Linked DNA regions of Mus musculus: regions 1, 2, 3 and 4 are each linked to region 5. A link is a loop called in an ENCODE intact Hi-C map of the cell type or tissue named here. Cell type or tissue: left cerebral cortex. All regions are shown on one strand. Links, peaks and the distances in the headings refer to the core of each region. The heading gives the core; the rest is flanking DNA. Region 1 has its middle 7.6 kb from the start of Olfr876. Region 2 has its middle 15 kb from the start of Olfr878. Region 3 holds the start of Spa17 (sperm autoantigenic protein 17). Region 4 has its middle 7.4 kb from the start of Gm24764. Region 5 holds the start of Nrgn (neurogranin).

The links. Peaks named below come from ENCODE experiments on the same cell type or tissue, not always from the same donor. Only the 100,000 strongest peaks of a DNase experiment are listed, where the experiment ranks them.
Region 1: a loop joins it to region 5, with 2.7 times the contacts of the local background. A loop is called at or near these places in 2 of 42 quality-filtered maps.
Region 2: it touches region 5 in a loop (5-fold over the local background); 6 of 42 quality-filtered maps call a loop at or near these places.
Region 3: a loop joins it to region 5, with 4 times the contacts of the local background. A loop is called at or near these places in 19 of 42 quality-filtered maps.
Region 4: it touches region 5 in a loop (2.3-fold over the local background); 2 of 42 quality-filtered maps call a loop at or near these places.

What each region holds. Positions count from the first base shown.
Region 1 is chr9:37,808,435-37,814,543 of GRCm38, reverse strand. No RefSeq gene overlaps it. Among named protein-coding and RNA genes, the nearest start is that of Olfr876, 7.6 kb to the right of the region's middle. In left cerebral cortex, for the core only: no CTCF peak of the experiment used is centred there; DNase peaks (open chromatin) are centred at 2,865 and 3,121; H3K27ac peaks cover 1,211 bases.
Region 2 is chr9:37,930,034-37,936,142 of GRCm38, reverse strand. No RefSeq gene overlaps it. Among named protein-coding and RNA genes, the nearest start is that of Olfr878, 15 kb to the right of the region's middle. In left cerebral cortex, for the core only: a CTCF peak has its summit at 3,425 (motif pointing right); DNase peaks (open chromatin) are centred at 1,765, 2,561, 3,437 and 4,580; H3K27ac peaks cover 4,293 bases.
Region 3 is chr9:37,610,483-37,616,591 of GRCm38, reverse strand. Spa17 (sperm autoantigenic protein 17) reads left to right here and starts at 2,872. Exons shown (of 5, transcript NM_011449.2): 1 at 2,872-3,036; 2 at 4,574-4,756. The coding sequence starts at 4,603. It overlaps Siae (sialic acid acetylesterase), which reads right to left and starts at 2,771. Exons shown (of 10, transcript NM_011734.4): 1 at 2,666-2,771. The coding sequence starts at 2,732. In left cerebral cortex, for the core only: no CTCF peak of the experiment used is centred there; DNase peaks (open chromatin) are centred at 1,184, 2,942, 4,640 and 5,243; H3K4me3 peaks cover 1,558 bases; H3K27ac peaks cover 4,706 bases.
Region 4 is chr9:37,827,166-37,833,274 of GRCm38, reverse strand. No RefSeq gene overlaps it. Among named protein-coding and RNA genes, the nearest start is that of Gm24764, 7.4 kb to the right of the region's middle. In left cerebral cortex, for the core only: no CTCF peak of the experiment used is centred there; DNase peaks (open chromatin) are centred at 2,294, 2,642 and 3,192; H3K27ac peaks cover 1,459 bases.
Region 5 is chr9:37,549,087-37,555,195 of GRCm38, reverse strand. It overlaps Nrgn (neurogranin), which reads left to right and starts at 2,451. Exons shown (of 4, transcript NM_022029.2): 1 at 2,451-2,659. The coding sequence starts at 2,645. In left cerebral cortex, for the core only: a CTCF peak has its summit at 3,188; DNase peaks (open chromatin) are centred at 2,429, 2,842, 3,231 and 4,370; H3K4me3 peaks cover 3,698 bases; H3K27ac peaks cover 4,218 bases.

The DNA of each region.
Region 1 (6,109 bases), core at 707-5,706, 260 kb before region 5:
CCAGAGTCTTGCATTACAAGAAGCACAAACTACATAGAGCCCTCACCCCTTCATTATAGTGTCTTTACTACAGGAAGGTACTTTGCACCCTACAAAAGAAGAAACGTTAACACCAACCCAGCCACGAACTCTTTGATCTACAATGGCATCCTGACGGCAAGATATGCTAGTGCAATGGTGGCGCAAAGCTTGAGAAAGTAACCAACCATGATCTGATTTAAATTGAGGCTCACTCCATGAGATAGAATCCAAACCTAACATTGCCTGGATGACCAAAACTTGAGACTAGATACCCAAGGGATCTAGAGGAAAAACAAATGCTACTGGTCAAAACTGAGGGAAAAAAGAAAAGTAACAATAAAATGACTCTCAATGACATTCTGCGATACTCACAGCTCAGTGCCTTGACAGCCATGGCCAGAAAAAAGCTTTCTGCTACAGCAGATGGGAATAAATACAGAAACCCACAACCAGACCAACTGCAGTGAGTAAGAAGCCTTAGAACACTCAGTCCTAAGTGGGATGTTTCCATACAATCACTCTGACTAGAGGTCAGGGAACCCTGAAGCAGAGAAGGGAGAAAATGTGTAAGAGCTAGAGTGGATAAAGGACACCAAGGAAGCAAGGCCCTCATGATCATCAAGATGGGTGCACCAGGATGGATGAACTCATGGAGTCTGAGGCAATATGCATAGGGCCTGTACACATCTGTCCTGTATGGGACCCAAGAGCTTAAAGGAAAAATGAACACAAGCTCTACCCCTAGCCCAGAAGCTGTCTCCACATGAACTTTCATGAATATGAAAGTTAGTTTTCTCCAAACGAGTCTCACTGGAGAAACAAACCACTCGTAAGGGTAGGCTCTGTGCAGCAGTAAATGCCAACAGAACATGAACTTAACAGCATCTTTAGAGGTTCTTTGCCCCATATGCCATGTCAGGGCTTTTCTTTTTCTTATTTTTCAATTTTTATTTTATTTATATATTTTTATCTCTTTTTACCTTACAGGTCTTTTGAATATGTGTTGTGGCATACAGTTTAATGTTTTTATGGGATTCCAAGTATGCAAATGAGTGGGTCTCTGCATCTAGATCTATTTCTGGTATCTTCTCTTAGTCTCTTTTCCTGCTATTTGTTTGTTTTGTCCTGTACCAATGTGTTAGTTTTGTTTTAGCTTTTATTTTATTTTATTTTATTTTACTTTATTTCATTATTATCCCTTAAAGTCTATTGTTTTTCTAATGAGGAAAAGAAAGCAGATGGATTCTAATTGGAGGAGAGGGGAGGAGAAACTGGGAGTAAAAAAGAGAAAAATGTAATCAATATATTATGTGAGGGTAAAACTATTTTCATAACAGGAAAAAGAAAAAAGAAACAGCACAAACCTGACCAGAAAGAAGAAATGACACCAGACAGAACTCCATTGTCATGGCCACACCTCAGACAACATTGAAGTGGAAACATAAGAGTTCTTTGGAAAGTAAATTGTGTTGGATGGTGTTTTGCTGGGACAAACATATAAAGGAGTGTTTTCCTGAAGTGAACACAGTGGAAAGACTAAGGCTGACTGGTGAAAGAACTTTTCACTGAAGGAGATACAGCTGAGAGGATGTTCTGCTAAAGCAAGGACACATGATGAAGGATTCTTTGAGAACAACACACATGTATTGGTCTGTCTTACTTTGCATAATCGTGCTCCATTTGTTGGAACTCTAAGGACTTGGGCTGATTGGATACACGTGCTGAGGCAAGGCCCATGCTGAGGCAAGGCACATGGAAGGCATGAGTTTTGGAGGGTATGCATAGGACTTGATGGTCAGTGATATAGGCTGAGCTTGGCTTGCTTATAGAGCTAGCTCTGCAGTGCTTGTGGATCTTGCTGATCTTTCCTTCCTTGAGAGAGGCACAGCAGAGAACTTCTCTTGGTGTTCCTCTGGGTCCCTCCTGCTGACTCATGCAGAGGCTAAGGTCTAGCTGTCTCTGCTAGGTAGTGCCACTTCATGCTTGCCACCTTGACTCTACTGAACTGGACTGCTGGTGCATCCATGAAGTGTTTGCGAGTGGATCTAACTGCTACTGCTAAACTGTGAACTGAACTTCCAATTTCCAAACAGCATAGACAGGAGTTGCTCCAGGGAACCTTTCTAAACAGGTCCACTTCCCCCATATCCTGTCTTTCCTACTACCTCTGGTAGGTCATGGGATAAAAAGGAGGTTAAAGTGTTTAAGAATCATCATTCAAAATAGGATTTGAAAACACTAAAGTTACAAAGCATCTGAGAAAGTAAGTAGAACTAATCTCTTCTCTCTTAAACTGGGTGTTCCTACTTCAAATAATCTAATCTAGATAAACCCTCATGGGAGTACCAGAGACTTGTCCCCTGGGTGATTCTAGATTCTTCCTTGTTTACAGTATTAACCACCACATATAGAAAGCAAAATTAGATTTTTGGCTTCAGAGTGAATCCCTATCTCAAAAAAGGAAAAAGAAAGAAAGAAAGAAATCAAGATGAGTGAATATGTTTTCTCTGGGGTAAGGATATGGAACACCTGGGTCGTAGAGCAAAGTATTAATTCTATAAAAAGTTGTCCAAATGTTTTTTTTTAAAGACACAAAAAGACAATTTTTAAAAAGAATGCTTTCAGAGTCAGAACTCAAAAAATAAGCAGAGAAGACAGAAGCAACTTCAGTGAAGCAGGGGGGCCTTTAAGGATACACTTGCATTTTGTTAAATCATTAAGGGCACAGTTATTCCTCCCAGCTTTTCATCAGGTTTTCAGATATACCATATTTCCTGAAATCACACATTTTTGAGGGGTGTTTTCTTGTACACATGGTTGACAGGTCCATGTGGATTAACTCATGGGAGGGGACCATAGCATGTCTTTGAACTCATGCAAACTTTCAGGTATTAAGAATGGCATGACTCCACAGAGGAACAGAAATAGAATTCAAATCCCATTCTTGTGACCATATATCACATAACACATATGGAGAAGATTTAAAGAAAATTTTAAAATGATAATAAGTGTATAAAGTACCTATGCTTTATCAGGAGAAAATAGCCTTTCCATCCTGGGCCTCAGCAAGCCCCAGCTACTCCACTTCCCCACTTTCACATAGTATTTTAAATCTAAATGGGGGAGGAAGTGATAATGATGCTTCCTCCCTCCTTCACATGATATTTCAAATTCAAAGGAGTGAACTTGTGATATTTTCCCATCCTTGAAGTTAGTGAGCTAACAGGGAAATGGGAAATAGAATCCAAAGTTGATTTGAGGGGAAGAGTTCATCCCCGGTGACCTCCAAACCTGCTAAAGCCTGATTAAGCACCAAACAAACTGTTCTATAATTTCAATGGTACCTCTATATGCAAGGCTCCTGCGTTCATGAATTTAGTTCAAGGACTTTAATTAGGTTCTTCCATAGTTGCCAGTATTTTTTTTTCTGGATATTTCTAAAAGTCTATCTTACAGTCATCCCAGAACCTGGATAAAAAAATGAACATAACTTTCCCCCATAAAGCAGATCTCTCAATAGACACTCTCTTTATTATTGGACTATAATCAGTGTAAGTTGTCATACTTATTGTCCCAGGAAAATTGTTACTAGCTCCTTTAGCATCTTAATTAAGTATTTAGAATAAGAATTTTAAAGTCTTATTCCTCAACACAAATCTGGCTTTTCTATTTACCAACAGTATCATCTTGGGAAATTTGTTTTACCTTTCTTTGCTTTTCTAATTTTTGAAGTTAAAAATGGGGAAAATAACCAAAATCCAAAGGAAATTTTAATGACTAAGTGAGACATTGTTTGGCACAAAGTACATTTATCGCTACTATTATTATTAGAGAGTATATATTTTAATTACTTTACTTGCAGGATTTTTATTCAGTACGTAAAATTGAATGATTATGGTGACATACATCTGTAATCTCAGCCCCTAGTAGGTAGAGGCAGGATGATAAGAAAGTCAAACCACTTGCTACAATATAGCAAATTTCAGATCAGCCTATACTACATGATACTCTGATTCTAATAAATAATTTTTAAATAATACAAATAAAACTTCCTCTATTCTCTCTAGTTTTAATAGTGCTTGAAGATGCTATGTAAGTTACTGTGCTAGAAAAGACTACATTCTGTGTCCTGAATACTAACTCTAACCTGACAGACATGACTTACCCACTGGTGCAATGGCATGACTCTTACAGAAGTGTCCAACTGCTCGGGCCTAAAATCTCCTGAGTAATGGACCACTGGCCAGGTTTATAGTACCAATTGTGACATCCCTTCTTTGGAGTAGGCCTCTAATCTCATTAGAAAGCAGTTGGACTCTTATATTGTTAAATGATCATGTTGTTCAACTGCCTTCTAAATAGATAAATTAGTGTTACTTGGAACTTTGGTTAGGAAGCTTTTTTTTTTTTTTTTTTTTTTGCAGTTGGCAGCAGTTAATGAAGTGTTCAGAATAAATGACTTAGAGTTCTCAGCCATTAACAGGACAGCTATGTCAATCACCCACCCAAAGGATTGGGGGACATAACAGAAGACTGGGCAGAAACAATGTAAGAGCCAAGGGATGGGCAGAACTTGTGTGAAAGGCTGTTTTCTGGATATAAAAAGGCTGATACTCTCAAGAACTCACAAGTACCTGTCGTTATCTTCAGAAGACTTGTATAAGACCAAGCCAGTCAATATTCTAGCATGCATGGAGTGTAGAGGCTTGTGTTCTCATGCTAATTATATTACCCAAAAATCTGTTTACAGTGTCCCACAGAACTAAAGGAAGCCTATCCCTACTTAGTTTTGACTTGTCAATAAAGTTTTCTGTGGCCAATGGCTGGACAGAAGCTGGACTTTTAGGATTCATAGGAAGGGACCAAGGGAAGAAGGAAGAGGAGTTTCCACCATGATGAGGTGGTAGGAGATGGACCATGCTGAAAAAGTACAGGAGGGAAAGAGAGCCAACATGTAGGTTCAGGAGGAAATCAGCCCCAAGAAAGCTGCCCCCGGGGTCCAGTGCAGCAAAGATGCAATATAGATTTAATAAGTATTCGCTCAGGAATATCGGAGGAGAATGTGTGTTACCCATGGGGAGTTAAGGAGTGGCCCAGCCATTGAGGTATTTAAGGTATTAAAACTATAAGGCTGTGTATGTATGTCTTTCTTTCAAGGAATCTAAAACATTGGGGCAGTAGCAACAAGCATGCACATACCAACCAGGAAGTATAGAGCAGATTAATATACTACCACAACAATGGAGAGTCACAGATCCCATCCCTCATTGAGAAACTACTGGCAGCTGATGGCTGTCAGTGGAAGTAGAGTTATTTTTCTTTGGGGATCTAGCCACTGGCAGGTTGCCCATGCTCCAGTGGAGGACACTACATGCATGCCAGCACAGACGAAAAAAAGGCTTTATTCATTATCAGAAAACAGCCTGCTAGATAATAAATACTACTTTGGCTCCTGGTACTAGCTTTAGGTAGTTATCTATTAATGGTCTTCTGGGTTATTCAAGATGTTGTATCTCCTCCGGGACCAGAGATACAACTCAAGTTTCATCTTTGGTCCAGTTATATTGAGTTTCAGGAATTTATTTTTGTATTTCATATCCTCTGTTACTCATATGTGGTCATAATTTTTGCAGTCTACTTTTAATAAGCATTCAACCTTTCCTCTTTCCTCTTTCCCACCACCCACGTGAAAGAGAAAAGTTATTAGGATATGGAGGAAGTATACCTGTTCAGCAATAGTTCTTTGTGGGTGAGCGCAGTCCTCTTTGGCAGCAGTTCAGTGCCTATCATACACCAAATATGACTCAGCAGATGCAGACCAGTCAGTCCTCTAGGCAGGCAGACAACACACACAGACCAGCAGCTTCAGTTCAGTCCTCTCAGCAGGCAGATATCAGACCCAAACCAGTAGCTGTAGTTCAATGCTGAAGAAACCGCAAAGCTAGCCAACTGGCCCAAATGAGCTGCCACAGGAATTTCATAAGCAGCTCTTTGGTGAGTTTCTCTCAACTCTGATACCACAAGTGGAGCTCAACAATGCTATGTAAGTTGAACCAATGCATGTGTGTCATTAGTGAAGAATAGTGAG
Region 2 (6,109 bases), core at 668-5,667, 380 kb before region 5:
TAAACCAAAACATGGCCTGACTTTCACAAGTATATCTATGATAAAAACATTCATGTCAAAATCAGAGTCATGAAGAAATGCTTCCAAAATCTTGTAAAGTGTTATATCACAATTGAAATAATTGAAAGTAATGGTTTTTGCAGCCTTTCTGTTTTGTTTTGTTTTTTTTAATTCATTCCATTTGTTTACATCTCAAATGATATCCCACTTCCCTGTTGCTCCTCCACAAACTCCCATGCCACATTCACCCCCTCTCCATGAAGTTGCTCCCCAACCCACCCACCCTCTCCTGCCCCACTGCTCCAGCATCCCTCTATGTTAGGGCATAAAATCTCCACAGGTACTTGACCTTTCAAAAGGAAACATCTAAATTTCCTATTGTGGCAAGCTATGACATTATTGTCGCTCCCAATAATGAGTCATTTTTCATAAAATATCAGCCTCGTGTGTTGCAGTTTGGGATATAATTAGGTAAAACATGAATTTTCAAAATTATAGGGTAGAACAAAATCAAAAAAATCCAGTTCACCTGTATTACTAATTAAGTGTATATATTACCTAATTAATGCTACAGTCAAATCACACTCTGAGAACGTTTGGTAAGAACAATATAACTCTTTGGTGTCCACCCCAATCCAACATACTGCTAATTATATTTCCTGTACTCTGAAATACATGTTTTTTTTTCAAAATTAACATTAGAGTAGAGGATAATTAAGGAATACCATGTATCATGTGATATTCATTGTCTTCTGCCTCACCGCTATCCTCTACTGTGTATTTCCAATGTTAGAAATCTTCTCCTTCCATAGCAAAGCACCATTGATAACTTGGTATGAAGACAAATTATTTAAATAAGGTTTTTGTCCTGAAAGTGTTTCAAGTCCAAGACAGTATTCAAAGCTATTTTGTACATGCACGCACATTGATGTGCAAATGGATTGGCTTAAGAGGTTGGGAGTCTCAATGAAGAAAATAATATTTAGACAGATAATACAAGAAGGGAGTAAGTTAAACAAAGATAGAGGCATGTAATGTGACATCTCTGAGAACTGTGGGAATAAAGCAGGGGATGTTCTAAAAGGAACAGCAAAAGAAAGGATTCACATGTAACAGGCAAGATACATACCAGGAATATCGGGTCCACAGTGGAAAATTATATGTTGATTACAAATTAGAATGGGAACAAAATATAACAAAATGTTAATGTTGGTTAATTGTGGATAATAGTTAAAGTGCAGCTCAGTATTTCAGGTAAGCATCCAATCAGTTCCAGAAGGGAGTGGATTATAATCAGGAATCCAAGGTACCCATAGAAGGAGACAGAGGAAACTGCAGCAGGCCCAAGAGAAGGTAGGTTTGAGAATATTCAACACATAATGACCTAGTGTGGAGTTTAGGCACACAGGTTGCTGCCTATTAATGTACACACTCAATTCATATTGCCCATTGATAAATTTCAATTAGATTCAGGCCTTGAAAATGCATCCATACAGCATTTCTTCTTAATGAACTTATGCCCCAGCACAGAACATATAAATAAGTCCTCAGTCATCATAGTTGCTGGGCTACAGCTCATCATAAGCAGACAGATGAATAGGCAAAGCCCTTAGCTTGAACCAGTCAGACCATCCTTTCTGTTTCCAGTCCATATATGTGTAATCATGGTAGCCCCAGAGTTCTTTGAGCCTGCTCTAGTTCTGAGAACTGCTGGATTCCAGAACTGTGAATAAAAGCTAAGTAAGATATTCAAACTAAATTTATTGCAGTTTCATCTTTTGACACCATCTTGGTTATTCTGGGCTCAGAAATGAATATGGATGAAGCAGCTGAGCACAACCTTTAAAGCTTAAATCTGTGTAACTGGGGAAGAGTATAGAGACTGAGTCCTCACCATAGGAAACAGCATGAGAAAGCCTTGCTGAGTTTTCCATAGAGATTCTTGTTTATATTTATGAAAATAGCACACACCACATTTGCTGCTCTAACAATGACTTTCCTAAATTACCTAAGCAAATAGAGATGCTACTAATAATCTATTCATTCAGTTATTCATAGTAGCAGCAGGTGGTAAACTTGGCATGTGAAACAAACAAAGCAGAGTCTCCTATCCACAGAACTCACAGTACGGTAAGGTTTGGCTGGGTACATTAATAGCATCCAAAATATATTTGCCCAATACATAAGCTTAATACCATTTATATTATTACATTATGTGTATATCTTAACAAAATGTAGGAATGTTTTTAGTCTGTGATTTATTGGATTCTCATTATCGTTTATATATTTGTTTACAAGTTTCATAGTAAATGTTCATTAAAGGTGATATTTACCAAAGACAGTAAACTCAATACTTATACAGCAACATCTAGGAAGACCAAAGATGGTTCATGGTGCCTGATGAACTGGTAGTCTTCCTGAATTCATGGCAAAATGATCAGTTTTGCATCCACATTTATTATTTGGAATGATCACTCCAGGAGATGTGGGAAGGTGCCTAAATGATTCAGTTCTGTTCAGCAGAACCAAGTGAAGGACCCAGAATGCCTCTAGGGCTCATTTAGATGCTTCTTATACAGAAAAGTAATAAAGAAACAAAGAGATAAAGGTGGCCAGCATCTGGAAAGCAGCCAATCTGTGTGGAGAGGAGGAAATGAGAGGCCCAGAAGGCAGGACTACCAGACATCTCTAGAGGGTCTCAGAAATTTGTAAGTGATTTCTCAGGAGTTGAATTTTTGTATTAATTAGTGAGAGTTCTTTGGATGTTATGCAACTTAATGAATCATTTGTCATTTTAAAATCTCAGGACTAGTATCACTCAAGTCCATGGTGAAAGATGCAAGACAGCTCTGGTGAATAAACATTCCATTTCTGTATAGCTATGTCTTGGCACAGTTACCTGAAGGAAAGGTGATCTAATTCTCCCCAGATAAAGGACATCACAGACCCAACAAAGACAAGCTCCTCAAACTATATCAAGTGGCAACTCAATCAACTGTAAAATCCATATGCCTTCAAAATGTCATAAATAAGTTCATTTGAGTTCTTAAAACATATGAAGTATGGAGAATTTGTATAAAGAATGCATGACCCTTCTTGATGTCCAGAAACTAATTCACTTTACAAAGACAAAATCTTCCAGTTGGCATGTTAGTAGATCCTTGTACAGTTAGTAGATCAGCCCATTGTATAGTTTTAAAGCAGATATATTTGCTTTAAAGAACATTGTGCACATTTTAATTACAGCAGGTAAAGTATTTAAAGTGGTTTTGTACATACACAGACGCGCGCGCGCGCATGCACACACATGTGCACACATGCACACACACACAAGGACACAATGCCTAGCCCTACAAAGTATAAAGACATAACTGAGAAGATTCAGCAAACACTAAACCACTACGCCAGGAGGTTCACTTAAGTAGCCACCAGGTGGTGCTAGTGACTCAATAACATCGATCAAGGCGAAAAGGAAGCGGGAGGGAGGAGGATTTCGCTGCTAATTCATATTCTGAATCTTTTTCAAGCTCTGAAATGTATAACCATGGATTTTATATAACTCCTTATATAAAATTTCAATGCCTTATTAAAAAAACATAAACTTTTGAAAGTGTTCTTTAGATCAACATTTAAATTAAAAGGTTTGAATGCATTTAATTTGCAAATCCTTAATGGGCACTGTCTAAATTGCCTAGTGAAAAAAGACAAGCGGGGCTGGTGGCACACACCTTTAATCCCAGCACTTGGGAGGTAGAGGCAGGCGGATTTCTGAGTTCGAGTCCAGCCTGGTCCACAAAGTGAGTTCCAGGACAGCCAGGGCTATCCAGAGAAACCCTGTCTCGGAAAAACAAAACAAAAAAGAAAAAAAAAGAGACAAAATAGAAAAGACATGACAATCATAATACAAACAAGGTACCAAAAAATGAGTGCAGCATAACTGTTAACTGAATGTTCACTCTTTTAAGTACTCTTAAGTACTTTTTGATATATTGATTCCTGCCGAATCCTAGCACCTAGTCACATAACACACTAGAAACATGATAAATGCGGAATGAATGATTTGATTAATCCACAATTACATAAAAGATGGTTTTAATTTCTGTGTTCTCTGGTTTTAAATGCTTACCAGAACAATTGGTAGCCTAAATATTTCCAGTAAAATATGTTTTCATACCCATGTTAAGATCATTTAATGAGAATTTAAATTTTATACATGCTTAAGGCTCTTTAAATTGTGTAAATAAAATGGATTCTGTTATTTGTGTATTCTTACCCCCAAATCCTATTTAACTCCACTACATTAGGAAATATTTGTACTTATTTTATTTCAATATACAAAGTTTTATGACACAAAGCACATATTCAGCTACATACAGTGTCTGTGTAAAATTTAACATCATCCCATTTCTCAGCCTTTTCGGTGCTGTTGCTAAAAGCAAACAATGACTTAACACTTCTTTGTAGACAGCTTTGTTTGCCCACCAACAAGGACAGATCTCTTAAGGATATGTACACATGTCCTCTTTGATATCAAAACAAAGGCGGGTACCTTCCACTAATAGATTCAGGACATCATTTATGTGGCAGTTCTTTCACGCTCACTGGCAGTCATTGCTCCAGATTACCATATGGGAATCAGGATCATTTCCATGCCAGTCTTTTCTCTGTTGCCATTCCTTTACCAGTTCTCCCACAAATCTACTTCCTTCCTTCCGAGAATTCACTGTATGTTGGTGATGCAAGCCTATCAGCTGGAGTCACATAATGATGGCCTTAAGGTTGGTTCACCCAGTTTGGGGAACTGCAGATTCCTTAAATCTGCCTCTCTTTGTTCCATTCTAGAAAACAATGAACACTAGCTAGACTGAACATGTCACTTCTGCCTTGTAAGAAGCCAATGATGTGGAGGAGTCACATAGAAAGTTATGCAATCTACTTCCCAGATTTCAGGAATAAGGTTTTCTCCCCATTTGTATTAGCAAAGTGTACTAATATATTAGTAGTTTGATTCTGTCAGGTAAGGAGCCAAGAATATGTGTCCAAATCTCAGAAGATTCTAAAGACAAAAGAAGCTCTGACTAAACACAAACAACTCAGTTACAATGTTAACATTCCACAAAATATAGCTTACTTATATTAGTAATATAGCATGACAAAATAAAATTTGGTAAATTGTATGCAAGGATAGAGTATTTTGATGATCATAGATTATTAGAACTAAAAACAAATGGGAAAAAATAGAGATTTCTAGTTCTAACATATTAAATAAAAAGGGAAGAAATGAAATCTTTAAGCTATTCCTATCAACACTCTTTTATGAAATAAATCTAATGAGAATAAATCATAAATTTGCTCTTCCTGTGCAGAAGAGTTTATGAATTTTCTACTGAGATCTACTAAGCTATTACAAGTCCTTTGTACAAAAATTGACTATTAGATAAATATTTACACTGAGAGACTTTGGTAGGGTGGAAGGGGCAGTTAGGTCATTACATTGTCTGCTATGCAAATATGAACACCTGAGTTAAAACCCTAGAATTCACAAAAAAGGGAAAGGGGGAAGGGAAGGGAAGGGAAGGGAAGGGAAGGGAAGGGAAGGGAAGGGAAGGGAAGGGAAGGGAAGGGAAGGGAAGGGAAGGGAAGGGAAGGGAAGGGAAGGGAAGGGAAGGGAAGGGAAGGGAAGGGAAGGGAAGGGAAGGGAAGGCAAGGGAAGGGAAGGCAAGGGAAGGCAAGGCAAGGGAAGGGAAGGCAAGGCAAGGCAAGGCAAGGCAAGGCAAGGCAAGGCAAGGCAAGGCAAGGCAAGGCAAGGCAAGGCAAGGCAAGGCAAGGCAAGGCAAGGCAAGGCAAGGCAAGGCAAGGCAAGGCAAGGCAAGGCAAGGCAAGGCAAGGCAAGGCAAGGCAAGGCAAGGCAAGGCAAGGCAAGGCAAGGCAAGGCAAGGCAAGGCAAGGCAAGGCAAGGCAAGGCAAGGCAAGGCAAGGCAAGGCAAGGCAAGGCAAGGCAAGGCAAGGCAAGGCAAGGCAAGGCAAGGCAAGGCAAGGCAAGGCAAGGCAAGGCAAGGCAAGGCAAGGCAAGGCAAGGCAAGGCAAGGACCTGCTTGGTGAGTTTAAG
Region 3 (6,109 bases), core at 498-5,497, 62 kb before region 5:
TGACCATTAAGAGAAACTTAGAACCCAAGATAACAACTAATGTACATGCTCTCCTTCCTTCCCCTTCACAGTTCTTGGCCAACCCTTGCTCTAAAACTTGGCTCTAGAATTTAACATTCCTCTCTCAAGTCACTAAAATGAACCTTCCATGCACCTCACAGATGGTGATGATAAGAAAAACAAGGCACTTCCTTCCCTAACTCTCCATCACTGTGCCCACTCCTAGTAGCTCATAGGTCCTCTAATGTTGCTGTACCCATCTTTGGCTCCTCCTCTCCATCCTATCAATGCCAAACCCCTTCAAGTGTTTTCTCTTGAGGGTTTATTTTGTTGTTGATGATGATGTAATTTTGTTGATTGGTTTTGTTTGTTGCTTTTTGTCTTTGATGACCTGGTTTACCACACTTACGACTGTGAAAATGTTTCCTTTCCAGTAAGCTCAGATAAGTCAGGAGACAAAAATACGATCGTGGAGAGACAGAAGGTTAAAAATCTCTGAGAAAAAGTCTTGTCACCATTTCACAAGCAAAGAAAAGAGGAGGCACACTTGCATATTGGATTCTGTGCTAAGAATCACTAACAAGACTGAATAAGAATTCACTTTAACGAGATCTTTTCTATTTTTAACTCATAGCCTATATCGGAGAACTTTTTAAATAACAAGCATTGATCCAAATGATCCCAGTGAGCTCATAGAAATTTAAGTAGGAAAATCATAAAATCATCCCAATTTGTCTCAGCAGGGGAGAGTTTTTAAAAATCCTACAAAGAAAATATTTTACAAAATTAAGGGCTTTTTGGTTTGTTTTGGTTTGGTTGGTTTTTGGTTTTTTGTTTTTAATAAAAGTGATAGACAGGGAAGAGAATTAGAATTAACAAAGCTGACATTTTCCTTGCTGAAAGCTACAAAAGATGGCAGGCCCCTTAGGCTATACTTAACAGGGCAGTCGAGCTAATGGGGGTCCCCTCACAAGCTTGGTGGCCTATTAATACTGCTTTTTAAGTTACAGGCTAACCCTAAAAATCCTCAGTTTTCTTTCTCACTCCGGAGCTAGTTCGATCAGGAAGCCTACATGGCAATCAAGGATTATCCGGAAAGCTTAACAACCTCAAGAAGCATGTACCATGAGCAAAATACTCTGGAACCACAACATCCCAGAATTGCATAAGCAGGATGGCAGCCTGCTGGGGAAACCGGGAGGCATATGTGTGGGAGGGCCCTGTCTTGGGTAGATACAGAACAAAAGCTGAAAAGTAAACGCATAAATAAGAGCTAAGCAAAGAGAAGACTTGAGTTGGAAGAACAGAGTGAAGAAAATATTCCTTACATGGGCAACAATGTTGCAGTCCATAGGATGGGGAATGCCTTCCCAAGCCCTTCTGTGTTTGCCAACATTCAGTTATAGAAGCTCTTTGTGAATGGATTTATGGTGAGAAAAAAAAAATTTAGAGGTGGAAATTATCTTTATAATAAACGTGTTAATTGTGTTACTACCGATGAAGAGATATAACCTAACCACATTACCCATCAAGGGACTAGAGCACAAATAGATTAAGCAATTTTAAAGAATAATTAGAACAGCTATGAATTCAATGAATATCTCTTTAATGATACCTAGTACTTTACACATTGAGACTGCAACCCTGGAAGGAAAAATAATTCCAATAGTAGATAAAAATTCTTGCTGCCAAGGATCTTACAATCTACTAGGAGCTTACTCGTGTAGCAGAGTTCTTAAGAAAGAAGACAGTAATGTCCTTGACAGGCCTCAGAAGGTAGTTTATGACAGAATGAGAATCAACGTCATCTAATTCCAAAGGAATTGCAATTTCATTTTTGCTGTGAGGATAATGGTAATGGGACCACAAATTCCTAGCACTCCAGCCAAGAGCTTTATCACTGAGCTATATTCTCATCCCCCCCCCCAAATTTCATTTATTGACAGTCTATGGATGAGGTCCACTCTTTCAGTGATACAAAGAAAAGAAGGGTGGGTGGCTCCAGCAGTAACCTTTTACTTTAAGTGAATAGATTCCTATCTTTTGATATCTCCATGCAGAGGGCAATGTCCAGCTCAGGTTAGTCAGATGACAAGCTCTGACCTGCACAATGGCCAGTGTGAAATAGCTCCCTCTCCAGTGTGATGAGTCTTACCCCTCCACTAGTATCTCTTAGGCTGTATCAAAATTCAGAGCTGAACCTTAAATTATTCTGAGCTAGTGAGGGGGTTGTATTTCTTAGCCCTAATAACCACTTAGAAACTAGTAAAATTTAATTCCCTCAAGGCACCCATCCCGACAGAAGCCCTCCCCAAGGGCACTACTGAGGGGGCAGGTGTTGAAGTATTTTGGATGACTCAGACACCTGTTTCCAAATATTATCTAACTAAGCTTCGCCCCCTTCTCTTTGAGCTCTCCTCAAGGCTTCGGTCTGGGGACTCTGGAGCCTATTCCAATGGGTAAACCGAAGTCTCTCCCTGCCTCCTATGCTGCAAATGAGGTACCCTGCATGAAAAAGGCAGTAGATGGGCCCAACAGTACCTTGAGCCAGAACTAGGTGCGAAAAGTCCAGTTCTGACTCAAACCAGACCTTTAAAGGGGACGCATGCCATGATCCTGCAGAAGATCTGAAAGGCAAGGGTCCGGCACAGCTGTGACACCTCACCTGCACTTCTGCTGACTCGCGCGATTATGAGCAGCACTATCCCAAACACAGGCCCCGGGGAAACCATGTTTGTGAAGATCCTGATTAACCCGCCGAATTCAGGAAGAGCCCCTATGCGGGGGCGGGGACAGGGCAGAGGCGTGGTCTTGCGTAGTGGGCGGGGCCTGGGAGGGTCTACCTATCGGGCCCCACCCTCAAGCCTTCAGTACGCGAAACCATCAGCGGCGCGGCGCGGCGCGGCGCAGGGCGCTCCCCTCCCGGCCTCCGTAGTTAAAAAAAAAAGAAAAAAGAAAAAAGAAAAAAAAAAACGGTTACCCAGCAACGAGATAAAACACTGGAACCATCCGCACCAGCTTGAAGAGAAAGAAGAGGTGAGGCAGTTTCCCCCACTCCCTCTCCAATGTGGAGGCTTCGCCATTTTCCTTCGTGCCGTAGTCTCTCCGCATCTCCAATACTCCCGCAACTCCTGGACCAGACAGAGAGCCTGGCAAGCCCTTTCTCGGAGAATCTGGAACGCTAGGTCTTTGGCGTCCCGCCCACGGTTTGACCTGCTTCCCCTCGACAGCCTGTCCTCCCCCGCCCGGTTCAGGGCTTTACACAGCTCTCAAGATTCGATATCTAATCTGCTGTTTGTGGCCAAAAGAGAGAAAGGGAAGAGACTCCACAGGTTAGGCCTTGTTAAACCTCTAGTCCTCCAGCCTCGACCCCAACCAGCGCCGCCTTTGTGCTTCTTGGGGGAGGCAGAGGGAGCACACGCCCAGACCCGAAGCTCTCTTTTCTCAATAATCAAATCCTATGTCAGCCACCTTTAAGCCAGTCCTCGAATAATAAGATAAAAGAAGGCCTGAGAAAACCAGAAAATAAGATTCCCCAAACATCAAAAGCTGACTCCCAAATACACGACCTCCCCTTTCACAATCCCTCATCAGAAAGCAGAGGCACTTGAGAACATGCTTCAAAAGTTGGGGCTGAAAAACAAGTGAAACTATTCAACAAATTATAATAATTTCTAGAACGACTAGATTTTTGTTTGCTTGCTTGCTATTTGTTTGATTTTTGGGTTTTTGAGGCAGGGTTTCTCTGTTTAGCCCCTGGCTGTCCGGAAACTCACCCTGTAGACAAGGCTGACCTTGAACTCACAAAGACCCACCTACCCTTGCCTCCCAAGTACTGCACTTGAAATAGTTTCTTCTCAGCAATGTAAAGGGGATTGTTTATACCAGCTTCTCAGCAATCATTGTCTCTTCAATACTGTGGGCTTGCAACATCTACCCTCACCTCTTAAGGACAGAAAAACAAAGTACTTAATCTAGTGAAAACTGTGGTTCTCTAACTTTGAAAATATGTATTTGTCTAATTTAATGGATCTGGATTTATGATACTATAATTCACAAAGCATAGTGTTTATCCACCAGGCTGGCTCTAATCGCCGCACTTGGGAGACAGAGGCAGGTAGATCTCTGAGTTAGAGGGCAGCCTGGTCTACATAGTTACAGAACAGCCAGAGCTATGTTGAGAGACTCTGTCTCAGAAAACAAACAAAATAGTTCAGTGGTAGAATTCAAAACTCTAGGAGAAAAGGATAGACGTGGTGGGGTGAATTTGGTGTTCATTTATTTAGTATGTGCATGTGTATGGGCACGGCCTCCATGATGTCGTCAGCCTATGGAAGTCAGAGAACATTTTGTGAGAGTCAGTTCACTTCGGCCACAATAGGATGTGCGTGGATTTGATTCAGATCTACTGAGATAGAGAGAGCACCAGGACCTAGATTGTGTGACTTTTTTCTTTTTAAAGTCCAAAATATGGTATGTGTGTTTGAGAAATGATTTGAGTCGTGATAGTGAGTTGGTTTGTGAAACTTGTGATTATATAATTTAAATTAGGCACTTTTTACTGAATCTTTAGGTACCATATAGGCAATTCTTTCCGAGGAGATGTCGATTCCTTTCTCCAACACCCACTACCGAATTCCACAAGGATTTGGAAATCTTCTTGAAGGGCTGACACGGGAGATTCTGAGGGAGCAACCGGACAATATACCAGCTTTTGCCGCAGCGTATTTTGAGAACCTTCTAGAGAAAAGAGAGAGTAAGCTCTTTTAAAAAAAAAAATAGGAATTTTAAAATAAACTAAGCATTTCATTATGGTAAAACTTAAGATTGAGGAATATACATGTCTTCAGCCTGTGACCACCATGTACGTGCAAACACATATCTAGCACTACACACACACACACACACACACACATACACACACACACACACACACACACACGGGAGCATGAAAACATACACACATACAAAAAAGAAAAAAAGAACATTAAAAATCATGGTCATTGTGCAGAAAGCCTTTATAAGGCCAGTGGTTGCAAGTACGGCTCTTACTGTTTGCAACAGGCTGTGACAGTTCAGTACCCTGCCATTCTCTCTGTATTTCTCACAGATGCAGTATGGAAGGACCCTATTCTCAGGCAACCCTGCTAGCTCACTGCCTGTTCTTCCTGAGAGGATAATTTGCAGTTTTCTTTAAATTTTGATTCTTCTCATTTGAAAGTATCATAAGTGTTATAAAAATAATTTAACACTCCCTAGATTAAATAAACCGGGTTTCGCTGGGGTATATGAAACTGTTCTTCAACGAAGGCACAGAAACAAACTGCTTTGGCAAGTGAATTGCCAGCTGGGAAGGTAATTTACATTCTATGTACTTTCCAGGTCCCATCCTGCACAGAGACTAAGGTTCATGCTAGCAGTGACTTTGATTTTAAGCCAAAGTGAAGTTCCTATACTTCCTTTGTACGATGTACAAATCCCAGCCTTGACGATTCATGAATATGAGGATCTGGCTCACAGGTCAAAGGGGGAAAGAACAATTATCATCATGTTTGTGCTGAAAACCTACTCTTGCCTGGAACAATCATAGTATAGAAGGTTTGTTACCATTACTTTAGGCAAAGTAGACTGGAAATACCCCTAAGCAAACAGATGTTCCTTCATAAATCATTTTACAGAGAGAGGAAACCCAGGACACAGATAGAATCCAAATAACTCACACACACTGAACAGCTCCACCTCCTGTCCCTTGTGATCCTGCCTTTGAAGAACTCAAAATTTCCACCAGTTTCCTGACTCCTGCTGGTCTGTTTCATATCCAGTCAGGGTGAATGTTTGCTGCACAATCTACAATATTAGTAGGGGAAAGCTATTAAGATATATTGTCTGATTAAAAGTAATGTTTGTATGAACATGAATTTGGTTATTGTAACATTGACTTTTACAAATTCATGCAGTAAAAATCTTTAGTCATTTGTTTAATTTTAGAACTCAGGAGCATACCATTAAAAAAATATTTGAGTCATTGTTACCAGGTCACAGTAATAAAAACAATTGATGACTAATGGCCTTAGAATACTAGTTCTCTGATAAACAAGTGGCTAAAACC
Region 4 (6,109 bases), core at 626-5,625, 280 kb before region 5:
ACACTTTGAGCTGGAATCACTAACTGTATCCCACCTATGCTGGCCTACTTCCATTTCTGACCAGACTTGGTATTTTTCAACATATTGGAATCTCCTTAGGGTCTTGAATATCTCCTACCTGCTTCTGGCCTTCTTGTCTGTCACATATCACATGCATGTGACCCACCTCTTTCTCATTTTGCTTCTGTTATCCAATTTTGTTGCAGTATTATTTTTGTGATTAAGTTGAGTGGTTTTTGTTTCTCATGCAGGTGCTGCATGCTGGCTCTACACACATGAGGGTGCCTTTCTTGTTTTTTTTCTTTTTTCTTGATCATGTTAGCATACACATGGTAATTATATTTCCTTTACTTGCCCTGAGATCCTTTGTGATTTTTGCATCTTACACATACTCATAGTTCCTATTATTTCTGCCTAACCAGACCAAATGGATATAGGGGACAGTTCTGATGTTAAGATCCTATTCCCCAATTAGTTCTTGATCTGTTAGTAAAGAAAGCCAAGAACTGATTACTGGGTGGAAAATACAGGTGGGACTTCTGCATCCCAGGAGGAAAAGGCAGATTCAAGGAAGGAGAGGAGGAGTTTTGGCTATGCTTTGGAGGGAGAAGAAGCCAGCACCCATGTGAGGTCTCGGGAAGGGCTGGGGCCTATGGCCAGGCAGGTGGTCAAGGATGTTTGGCAGGAGTTATGTGGAACTAGCCACTGGAGTTTAGAGTATATGGGGGGAGCAGAGATAAAAATATTATTAATGTTTTTTCAGGCGGGAGATAGTAGTGTCTAGCAACTGTGTCCTAAGGCAAGTTGAAAAGGAACAAACTGTGTGTGTGTGTGTGTGTGTGTATGTGTCTTTTGTTCAAGGATTCAAGGGATGCCAGATGGGGGCTGGTAGCAAGGTCCACTTCCTGGTGCAAAGACAGCAGCATAAAACTATAAGCAACACATGGATTGTTTCTTTTCTAGACATCTCATCCAACAGAGGGTCCAGCTCATCAAATGTGGTTATTGTCAACAGTATACACATAAACATATATGTGAAAGCATCTCTGTGCAACATGAACTGGGACTTTCCATCTTCTCTGAGCATCACATGTCTTACTTTACAGCTATTGTGGGTGGGTGGGTAGGGGATTGGGGGGGTGGGTATGGGGGACTTTTGGGATAGCATTGGAAATGTAAACGAGGAAAATACCTAATTAAAAAAAATAAGTACCACTCAAATCCTACCAAACTCAAAACTCTAGAGAAGGGATTCCTAATGTTCATTTTAGATATTCTGCCAGGTATTTCATTACAGGTTCACATTTATTCATGGGTTCAGTTATCCATGGTCAACAATGGTTCAAAAATATCAACTGTGAAATGTTGATTAACCAACTGGTAGATTTAAAATAACTCTTATTGTTCAATCTCCTGATACATCTGTGGATTGTGTATGTGCAAAGTCAATCATCCATGAAATAAAAAATGTTTTTAAAAGACTCCTGAACATGTATACACTTTTCCTAAATAAGATAACATTTTTATTATATGTGTTTCATACATAATCTAGAAATGGCTTAAATTATACAGGAAATTTTGTATATAGATTTGCATATATTATATCCAAATACTGCATCATTTTAAACAAGAGACTTAACTCCAAAGCTCCAAGCAGAGCTGGATTCTCATATCCATGGTAGGTTGTGGAACTCATTTCCATGGATTCCAGGAAACAATTGCATATCATTTTGACTCTTCTATATTATGGTCATTGTTATCAATTTTTAATGTGCTGAATCTATAAATTAAATTTTATAAAAGATATTTGTACATAGCATAAGCTTTGAAGGGCAGGGCTTTTATGCACACTGAAATTTGAAAAGCCCTGATGTAGTCCTTGATCCCCAGAGGTGAAATGGGGTGTATAAATTTACCTAATTTAAATTTAAAAATCAGGTGTGGGTTTTGTCTCAAGGGAGAGGAAGAAAAGCAGTGAAAATGATAGTTTATCTGAAATAAAGTTGTTCAGTTATAAGCACAGGATTATAAAATCCACCAGCTTTAATGAAACAGATATTGGGAAAGCAGGGTTTGATGGGGACTATGATCTCAAGATAGGACTGTGCCTAGAAATTTGTCTACAGCTGAAGAAAGAGAGCACCATCTATCTGTGATGCCTGGACCATGGAGTGATAAGTAAAGGAGGGCTTCCTTTATATTTGTATAGATCAAAGCTCTAAAAAGAAACCCAGAGACATCTGCTTCACATGCTCACCTAAACACCTCTGTAATAGCACACTTTTACTTCTGTATGGAATTTTATTTCAAAAAATATGGCACATCCCAAGATAGAAGCATAAACCTCCTTAGACTCAGCCAAGGGAACACGGTTGAGTCAAAACTGGAATCCCTGCAGAGACATTTAGTAGTACATTCTAAGCCCTGGCAATCACTCAGTGAAAGTATCTATTCTCTCTGCAGAACAATATATCTGTAGTAGTGGCTTTTTCAGTGAAATGCCTACAACCTTTAAAACTTTCAGATTCTATGTTATTAAATAACAATGAAAACTTACCCTCCACACCAAAAAAGGACTAAAAACTAGTACATAAAGGAGAGAGAACAGAGTAAATGTCATTTTACCATTGGCTCTATGCAAGCAATGATATTCTGCATAGAGACAGCAGGGAAGAATCACACGTAACCACAGTGACATTTTTCTAAAGATACCTCAGTTTGGGAGGCAAGATTCAGTTCATATTCTCCATTATTTTGGCTAATGCATAAGTTCACTATATGAATGATTCATACTTCTATTCAGTAATTATTCTATATTTCCATAATTTTTGCATTTTAAGTACACATAAATATTAAATTATACTCATCTGCTAAAAATGTTTTCCTCCAAAACATGGTATTAACTAAAAGATGAAACTGTTTATATAGATTTGCCTTCTTAAATAATGCTACATATATTTCCCATAAAAATTAGAAGGAAAGTAGTGTTTAAAATTGGAGTGGACAGAACCAGTATAATTTCTGTTCAGGCAACTACTAACATGCTCCCCACTTCTACCCTTTCCTCATCTCAACTGTATTATATAATGGAATCAGACAGAATTTAATGTTTGAGATTGGCTTCTTTTTCACACAGCATAATTCTATTGAAATTCACCCAAGTTGCAATGTGCATGAATAGCATGTTCCTTCTTGGAGGAGGAAGGTGTGATATAAAAAGGCAATGGAAACAAGAGATCCTTGTGGCAATGAATTGTTATGTATCTTGGCTGTACCAACAGCAATATTTTGGTTGTTATATTGTACTGAAGTGTTGCTAAACCATACCAGTTGGAGAAAGTGAAGAAAAAGGTGCCTGAGATCTTTCTTTGTTTCTTACAGCCAGCTGGGATTTTTGCAATGATATAATAATGAAAGACTCAGTAGCAAGTCATTAAATAACTAATTGAGGTTATACAGTGTGCTTAAGTCCACCTCGTGGCTGGAAAAGAAAAAGTTAATTTTTGTACATGGTTTCAGAAGTTCCAGTCCATGGTCACTGGGGATATGTTTTGTTGTTGTGATTGTGGTTGGTTGGTTGGTTGATTGATTAGTTGGTTTGGGTTTGAAGTTTTGGAGGTTTTTTGTTTTGTTTTTTGTTTTGTTTTGTTTGTTTGTTTGTTTGTTTGTTTGTTTGTTTGTTTTTCTTTCTGAGTATACAATGATGGGATCATATGCCAGAGGTTAGCTATTTACCTCACAGCAACCAGGAAGCAAAAAAGAAAGAAGAGGGTCCAGGATCCTGATATCTCTTTCAAAAACACAAATTAGTGACCCAACCTTCTTCCAACAAGGCCCCGCATCCTAAAGATTCTACCACCCCCAGAAACTCCATGCTTTGGGACCATGACCTTAACATATAAGACCTAGATGACGTTTCAGATCAACACGAATCAATCGTAAGTTATGTAAATCATAGATTAAAAGGTAGCAACTAATTTGGAATCCATTCCTGATTAGAAGACAGAATAAAGCCATAGTACTAAAAGTCCTCACTATTGTTTAATGCTGCTATATTAAAGGTATAATAAAATGTTAATTCATAAAATGGGGGAAAAGATAAGTGTGAACAAAGTTGGAAGTAAATAAGTACAAAATTTGTACATTTTTAATGTACTCACTATAAAGAAATAACATTTAAGGTGACAGTTAAGCTAATTATCCTGATTTGATCATTATACATAGATTGAAACATCACACTGAGTTTTATAAACACAGTTATTATGTCAATCAAAAAGAAAAACTTAAAAATAAAAATATCTATAAGTGACAAATTATATTACAAATTATAAAACTGACATATTTTATTAGTATAGTTCGTATAATAAAATAATCGGAAACCTAATAAAAGAGAGGACTCTTATTAAAATTACCACAGTAGCATACCCAAACATATAACCAATAGAATGTATGCAAAAAATAAATAAAGCAAATTATTAAGCATTGCCAAAGATACTGATAGAAACCTGAAAAAACAAAAACCAGAAAGCTGTGTCACAACTAGAAGCTTTAAAATCCGAAGTATGAGAACACCCTTGTGATGATCTGAGTATGCTTGGGCCAGGGAATAACACTATTAGAAGGTGTGGCCTTGTTGGAGGAAGTGTATTACTGTGGCGATAAGCTTTGAGGTCCTCCTACTAGTTGCCTGTAAGCTAGTCTTCTGGTTCCCTTCAGAACAAGATGTAGAACTCTCAGCTCCCCCAATGCCATGCTTCCCACCATAATGATAATAAACTGAACCTCTGAACCTGTAAGCCAGCCCCAATTAAATATTGTCCTTTATGAGAATTGCCTTGGTCATTGTATCTCTTCACTGCAATGAAACCCTAACTAAGACACCCCACTCCCAAGTTTACTTGTCAACCTAGGAAAAGATTTTTAATGCATTTATGCTATCAGATTTTTCATTGTATGAACTATACTAATAAATATGTTCATTTTATACTTTGCAATTTAATTTCTCAACAAATTTGTCAACCCAAATTAATTACAGAAGTTATTGTTAAACATGAATGTTTGGCAAGTCCCGCCCCCAAACAATAGAATAAGTAGGAAGTTACCCTAACGATATAAGAACATAATGAAGTTTCTATAGTTAAAACAGTGTGGGATTAGCTTACTGGTAGACTGATAGTCCAATGGAGCAGGAGGTAAATCTCAGAAATAGCCTAACATCCTTGACATTTACTATGTGATAAAGGCAGGAGCTCAAAATTAGAATTAGATGAACATTTTTGTAAATGGCAATGGAGTAAATGAAAAACCATATGGAAAAAGATAAAGTGGGATCCATTTACACCATACATCAGCATAACTAAAATAAACCAGACATCTACCTGTTTAAGCCATGAAATGATACAAACAGAATGGAATTCTAAGTAAATTGCTTCACAAACTATGAAGCCATAAAGCATTTCCAACTATGGTTAAAATATCATAAATTATAAAATAATAAATTTAATCAAGAGAAATTTTTAAGACAATAAAAGACAAGTCAAAAGCCAAATAACAAAATGAAAGGAAATAAATGTATCTTATCCCTGAGGTAAAAAGTTTATTTCCCTAATATGCAAATGAAAGCAAGAGGATCAAAACCTCAGAAGAAAATGAGCAAAGGATACAAAAAAACACTGCATATAAGAATTTGGGGGCTGCTGAATATTAAAAAGCATTCTCATAATAAGAGAAATGCAAAACAAAACACAAAAAATTTGTTCCTCAGTTATCATTTTGAAATGTGAAATATTTTAAGAGATACTACATTAGAGAAATTAAAGCAATCATTCCCATTTATTTCTAAGGAGAATACAAATTCCATATATTTAAGGCAGTTCCCGTCAAAAAGAGCAGTTTAAAAAAAAAAAGAAAGAAAGAAAGAAAGAAAGAAAGAAAGAAAGAAAGAAAGAAAGAAAAAAAAAATTTATGAGCTAATTAAAATTAATTAAAGTGTTAAGGATCTACTGTAGCCAAAATAATTCATTGAACTTAATAAAAGTGATTTAGCCGATTGGCTGGGCAAGATATGCCCACAGATACAGTAGTAGTATTAATCCTAGGAGTAACCAGC
Region 5 (6,109 bases), core at 711-5,710:
CCTCTGTTTCCCCCTTCCGTCTCCCCTCTGGGTCCTGGAGTAAAAGCACAGGGGAAGTTGGCACAGGCAGAGGCTACAGATGTGTTTGTCATTTAGGCAAGGACCTTAGTTCCTAGGACATCCTGCCATTTGGTGGAGGGGGGGGGGGACTAAAGATGTGCCAGAGACAGATTGGGGAACAGATTTGCTGTTACAGGGGTGGGTGGGTCCCAAACATGCTGGGAGAGACACCCCTACACCCCAACCCTGGAATCCCAGCCAGCCTTCAGCTCAGCTCGGAGCCCCAAGCTGGCTAATCATGTTCCCAACCTGAGTGGACACTGGTATATCCCTCCCACTCATTCTCCCTTTAACAAGGAAAGCCATGACCTAGACACTCAGTGGAATAGAAGCATTCAACAGTCCTAGTGTGGCTGGCCTGTGACAGTGGGATCCATTGCAGCTTGGCTGTTTGAGGTCCCTTGTCCTGTTCAGAGACACCAGGCATTTCTTCCTCTCTACTCTAAGCAGTAATTTTTTTCCCTGTCCCTCCTTGGAGAACTTAGCTGAGGAGGACTTGAGTTTTCTCAAAGGGATCCCAACCACCTGGGTATCATGTGATACAGTCAGCTATACTACCCTGACAGGCTAGGAGGTATCATGTGATACAGTCAGCTATACTACCCTGACAGGCTAGGAGGTATCATGTGACACAGTCAGCTATACTACCCTGACAGGCTAGGAGGTTTAGAGACCACAAAAAGGTCAAGCTACATACCCCAGATGTTCCTTTCCATATCTCTGCTTTCCAGCCTCTCTCTAAACCACATCCTGCCCCAGCATGGGCCCAAAGGGCCAAAACCAGTGATAACCGCAACACTGCTTGGTTTGACAGCATCCTTTTTCTTCCAAAGAGCAAGTGTGAGGGTGGCTAACTTTTGTCTTATTTTGAAGCGGTGAATCAAAAGGTTAGGAAGTCTAGTGTGAGGAGTGGGATGGGTGGGTGTGCTAAGTCTGTACCAGGATATAAATACATTCAAAGTGGGTGCTGGGTGTACGTGATTTTATTTGGTGCAGATGGATGGAAGGATAGATAGATGGATAAGTAGACAGATAGATCACAGGTCATGGAGAGATACAAAATAGATACTTGGTCGGTGATGATGGAAGACACTTAGAACTAGTCAAAATACTGAGAATTAGAGGCTATTGGATGCCAAGTCATAGAGAGGACACATATATACCAATACTTCCAAGGCTCAGGAAACATCATGGAAGAAGGGGTAGGAAGAATTTAAGAACCAGAAGAAGGGGGGTGAGGTATGGAATGATGATTTCCAGTCATGACTTGGCTATTGAGTTAACAACAGCTGGATCACCTGCACAAGATCTCCACAAGAGTGGGCCCATTAACACTCTATCATGGAAAGAGGAGGGGCTTATGAGGTACCACCCCACCCTGAAGATTTATACACAATTAATAGTTGGTGAGGTAGGGAGAGACATTTACTTTAGGGGTGCAGTCACTAGTACAGTGCCTACAATGCTGTAAAGAAGCCCTTGCCCGTGCTCCTATAAACAACACTAACAAAATTCAATGGGTTCCTTCTCGACACCCCCCCATTCCAAAAAAAAAGACATGGCAATAAAAGGGATACTTGTGGAAAGAGTAGGGGTTATCAGGAGTGGGAAGGGGCAAAAGAGGGTAACCAGGTGAACATGGTTTAAAGGGCACAAGTAGGTCACAATGGAATCAATTAATACGTAGAATCAACGTGTGACAATACAGTGTTCTTGCTAAAAATTTTAAAAAGAAAACACTTAGTGCAGACATTGCCAGCAGTGAGAATGCAGGTATTTTTGTCTATGTGCTAACTAACAGGAGGTCTACCGTTTACCTGTGCTTCACAGGGTGTGTGGACACGGCCCTGTGGAGTTGTTTTTGCCTATTGTGTCTGCAGTGTCTGTATGTGGGAAGATACACCACACCACCCCGCCTGGGAGTATGTATGGATGCATGAGGCTTGGAGCGTCTATGTCACTATGTGCCCATCATGTAGGCTGTCTACCATCAGGTTTCTCTGTAACTAGAGTGAGGAGGGCATCTCTGCAGAGAGGGGAAATAGAGGGAGTAATGTTTGGGACTCTAGAACAGGGAGGTGGGTGAGGTTCGTGGTTTTCTATCTATGGGCGGTAGGGCGTGCTGCACCCAGATGTGTATTTGTGCCCTGGATGTTGGAGGCCTTGTGCTTACTCCGACGTACATCTGCCTGGCAGTCTGCGACTTAGAAAGCGGGGGGGGGGGTGAATTTGGGAGATGGGGTGTGTAGGAGGAATGGATGGAAGTGTGTAGGTGGAGAGGTTGGAGCACCAAAGCGAGCGAGGCGGAGAGAGTCGAGAGAAGGAGTGGTCCTCGCTCCAGTTCTCCCCGCCCACCCTGCAGAAAGTGTCTTCTGATTGGCTTCGAGGCCGCAGGGCTCAGGTTACATTCGCAAGAGTTGCGGAGCGCGGGAGACCGGACCCAAGAGGAGAGAGGCTGGTTCTGCAAGGATTCTGCGCTGGTCGGGGAGTGCCCGACAGCCCCTGAGCTGCCACCCAGCATCGTACAAACCCACCCCCGCTCTGCGCCAGGCTCCACCCCAGCCAAGGACCCTCAACACCGGCAATGGACTGCTGCACGGTAAGTCCATACTTGAACTCAGCGTGTTCTGGGGCAAGGGGCACACGAGAACCCCTGGGGGGTGAGTGAGGGATGGAAGTGGGTGCGGAAGACCTAGGAACAATGTGGGAAAGAATGGTGCTGAAATATTGTATTGGATGATGGAAGGCGCCTGCCTGATCTGAGCCAAGCCCTGGGGAAAATGCTCCCCAGCTCGCGGGGGCGTCTGAGCGCCCATGGGCCAGACAATCTAGGTTGTATCTGGATCTGAGCAGAGCTTTCATGCAGGAAAGCTGCTGCTTAGACGAGAGGTGGAACTTCCCCCACGGAGACACAGGAAAGTTGCTGGTGTGCTAGTCCTTTCCCTTGGTATTTTTTGGCCCCCAAACGATTTCCTATCCCACTGCTGCTGTCGCGGACTGTGGCAAGATCTTCACGACCCTCAGATGATCGTCTAAGCCCTTATGTGGCGAAGTCGGGGAGAATCCACCCTGGTCTTGGTGGTGATGGGCAGGAAAGAACCTAGTCAGTGTGGTTCTGGGGTGGAGCTGGTTCAGCCCCCAAAACCTTCTCCTTTGGAAGGTGCTGGGTGAGTGACCGTGAGAGGGCCCTGTGGGCAAGGGGAGGAAGTGTCTATCAGCGCCTACACGGAAACTGGATGCTGCAAGTGCCTAACGCCAAAGCAGATCTTGTTAAGGGCTCTTGTATGAAGGCATCCAGCACTGGTCCTGGCTCCTAGCTGGCTAAAGGAGTTGAGTGACCCATACCTATATAAAACGTGTTTGCTTATTCTTAGCCTCCGATCTAAGGAAAGAGACGACTCCAAATTCCTAGTGTTTTCTTTCTGTCACTCTGGCTAAAGACTCCAGAGGTTACTTAACGACAGCAGGAACCCCACCTTTCTCCCACAATGTGCAAAATAAATAAGTTTGGAAGGGAGGAATAGCCCATATCTTTGAGAGGTGACACTTCCCAATGCCCAGTGTCCAAGACGCAGTGAGAACTTAGGGGCAAGCCATTGCTGACATTTTAACTCTTGTTAAATAAATAACAGCTGCCAGAGTGCCTGATCACCCCAGGTAGGTAGGTCTTTTACAGTTGTACAAATGGGGCTTAGAAATGTGATTTTTTTTCCCCAAGTAGGCACCTTTGACAAGTGTGGAGCCCTGTCCTCTCAAAAGATTGCCCTCCAATCCCTCTTTGAAGCATACTGATTTTCATTACTGTAAATGCTCATAGCAGTAAATGTATAGATCAGAAAAAATATATACATATACATATACATATACATATACATATACATATACATATACATATACATATACATATACAAGCATGCCAATCACATACAGTTCCGCCCTTTGAAGAACACTATCCAGGGCTTCTTCCAAGGAAGCGGTTTGCTATTCTCCAGGGAACAGTTTGTTTGCTTATTTGCTTATTTACTTACTTATTTTTGGTGCTGGGGATTGACTTCTGGACTTTATGCCTGCTAAATATGTACTCTGCTTCTGAGCTACACACTGAGCCCAAGAATCACTTTTTGGCTGGGAAAGGAAAGGTGTGGGTCTTCAGTCTCAATTGAGGAAGAGCCCCTCATCCCCAGCAATGTTCCATTAAGTAAAAAAATAAAAAATAAATAGATAGATGGCAGATTATGAGATATGAGTCAACAGGGGAGGAGGGTAACTGCTAGGCAAGAAAGAAAAGGCTGAGAAGCCAAGAAGGATGGGGAAAGGAATCGGGAGATGTGCCAGCAGGGAAGACATGAATGGGTGAAGACTCTAGGAAGCCTGAGAAGGATGAAGAGGGTGAGATGTGGGGCTCAGGCCTCCAACCTTGTCTCTCCTGGTTAGTGCTTATAAAAATACCCAGGAAGCCATTGGTGCATGGCAAGTAGATAGCTACACCACAGATAACTAATACTGATAGATAATGGCTGAGGGTGTGGTTAATGTGTTTGAAATCAGTGTCCCCTAGAGGAAGAGGGACTGCCAGAGGTATTGAATGTCCAGGGTCCAGGGGCACCTCCTGCACTGGGCCCTGACACAGTCTCTGTTTTTTTATGTCCCAAGTCCACTGGACCAAAGGGCCAGATAATATTCAGCATCAGTCTCATTCTGTGGAGTTGGAAGGAGGCAGAAAGAAGGAAAAGAGGGGGCAAAAAAGGGCGGAGGACTGGAAGAGGGCAGGGCTGCTACCAGGCATCCCTGCGCTGTAAAGAGAACAGTATGCCTTCCTCATCTTTTTGCTCTGGAGTTCTCTTCCATGACCATCCTACCTGATGTTTGGGAAGAATCTAGCCGTGCCTTACTTGTTCTTTTCCCCCTTGGTAAGCAAGCTTAGAGAGAAATGAGGAAGAAGAAAACATCAGTGTTCTTTTTCAAGGGGATGTTTTTAAAGGAGCTATTATTCGATGTTCCAGTGTCTGATTGACATCGCAAATGTACATGACTTTCCTGCCTTCGTCTAATAGGAAAAGAAAAAGAAATCTGTTTTGATAGCCCACTCCTTTCTCCTTTGTAGTCTCGTTGACTGTGTACCAGCTAACAGTATCGAAGTAACCACCCGCCCTGAGGCAGGGGGTAAAAGTACAAATTCTGAAGAGGACCATTTCACTGTTGTTTTGCTATGCAACCTGGGGGAGCTATAAAATGTCTCTGAGGTTGTTTCTTGACTTCTAAAATGGAGATTACATGGCATAAAATGTCCCAGGTACTCGGCACAGGGCCTGATATATAAGGGACAGCCGACAGGCATAGTTCTTAAAGCTGTTTGGATTTGGGGAGCTGAAGGATACAATTCACCTGAGCTAAGTTCTGCTTGGCCCTGAAGAAAATGAGAGTCTCTGAGGCAAAGGAATGTGGCCATCCATGGCTCCTCCTTTTTTTTTGGCAAGTACATTCTCCCACTCCCAGGTGACCCCAGCTTATTCAGAACCCCCCAACACAGACAACCATCAGTCTTGGCTTTAAGAGAGGCAGCTGCCCAAGCACCAAACCCAATGATCTTCTCCCAGATTTCTATCCCATGGGCAGCCATGAGCAGCCCATCCTAAGGAATCAGCCGGAGGGATGGGGAGCAGAGTCAAGGGAACAGCAGTACAGCCTTATGCTAGGCTGTGTTGGGGCTGGCTCTTCTTGTCTTGCCAGGTTTCATACTCTGGATCACCTGTGGTGAGTGGTGAAGAGGTCAGGTCTTAGGGTGGTTGGAGAAAAATACCAACTCCCCAAACCACCGCGACCTCTAACAGCGGGCAAGACCAAGGAGAGGGGATCTGGAATGGGTTTTTGTACCTGCTGTCCTCTTTCAAAAAGCCTACTTCCTGAGGCTATCCCCAAGAAAGAATTGCACTGGGAGAATCACAAAACCCAAAGGGGTTGATCGGTATTTTATGTGAAGTATAAGATGTCAGAGAGAGCTACAGAGCTAACTAAGAAAGACAAGAAGACAGGGGACGTTTTGGGCCTA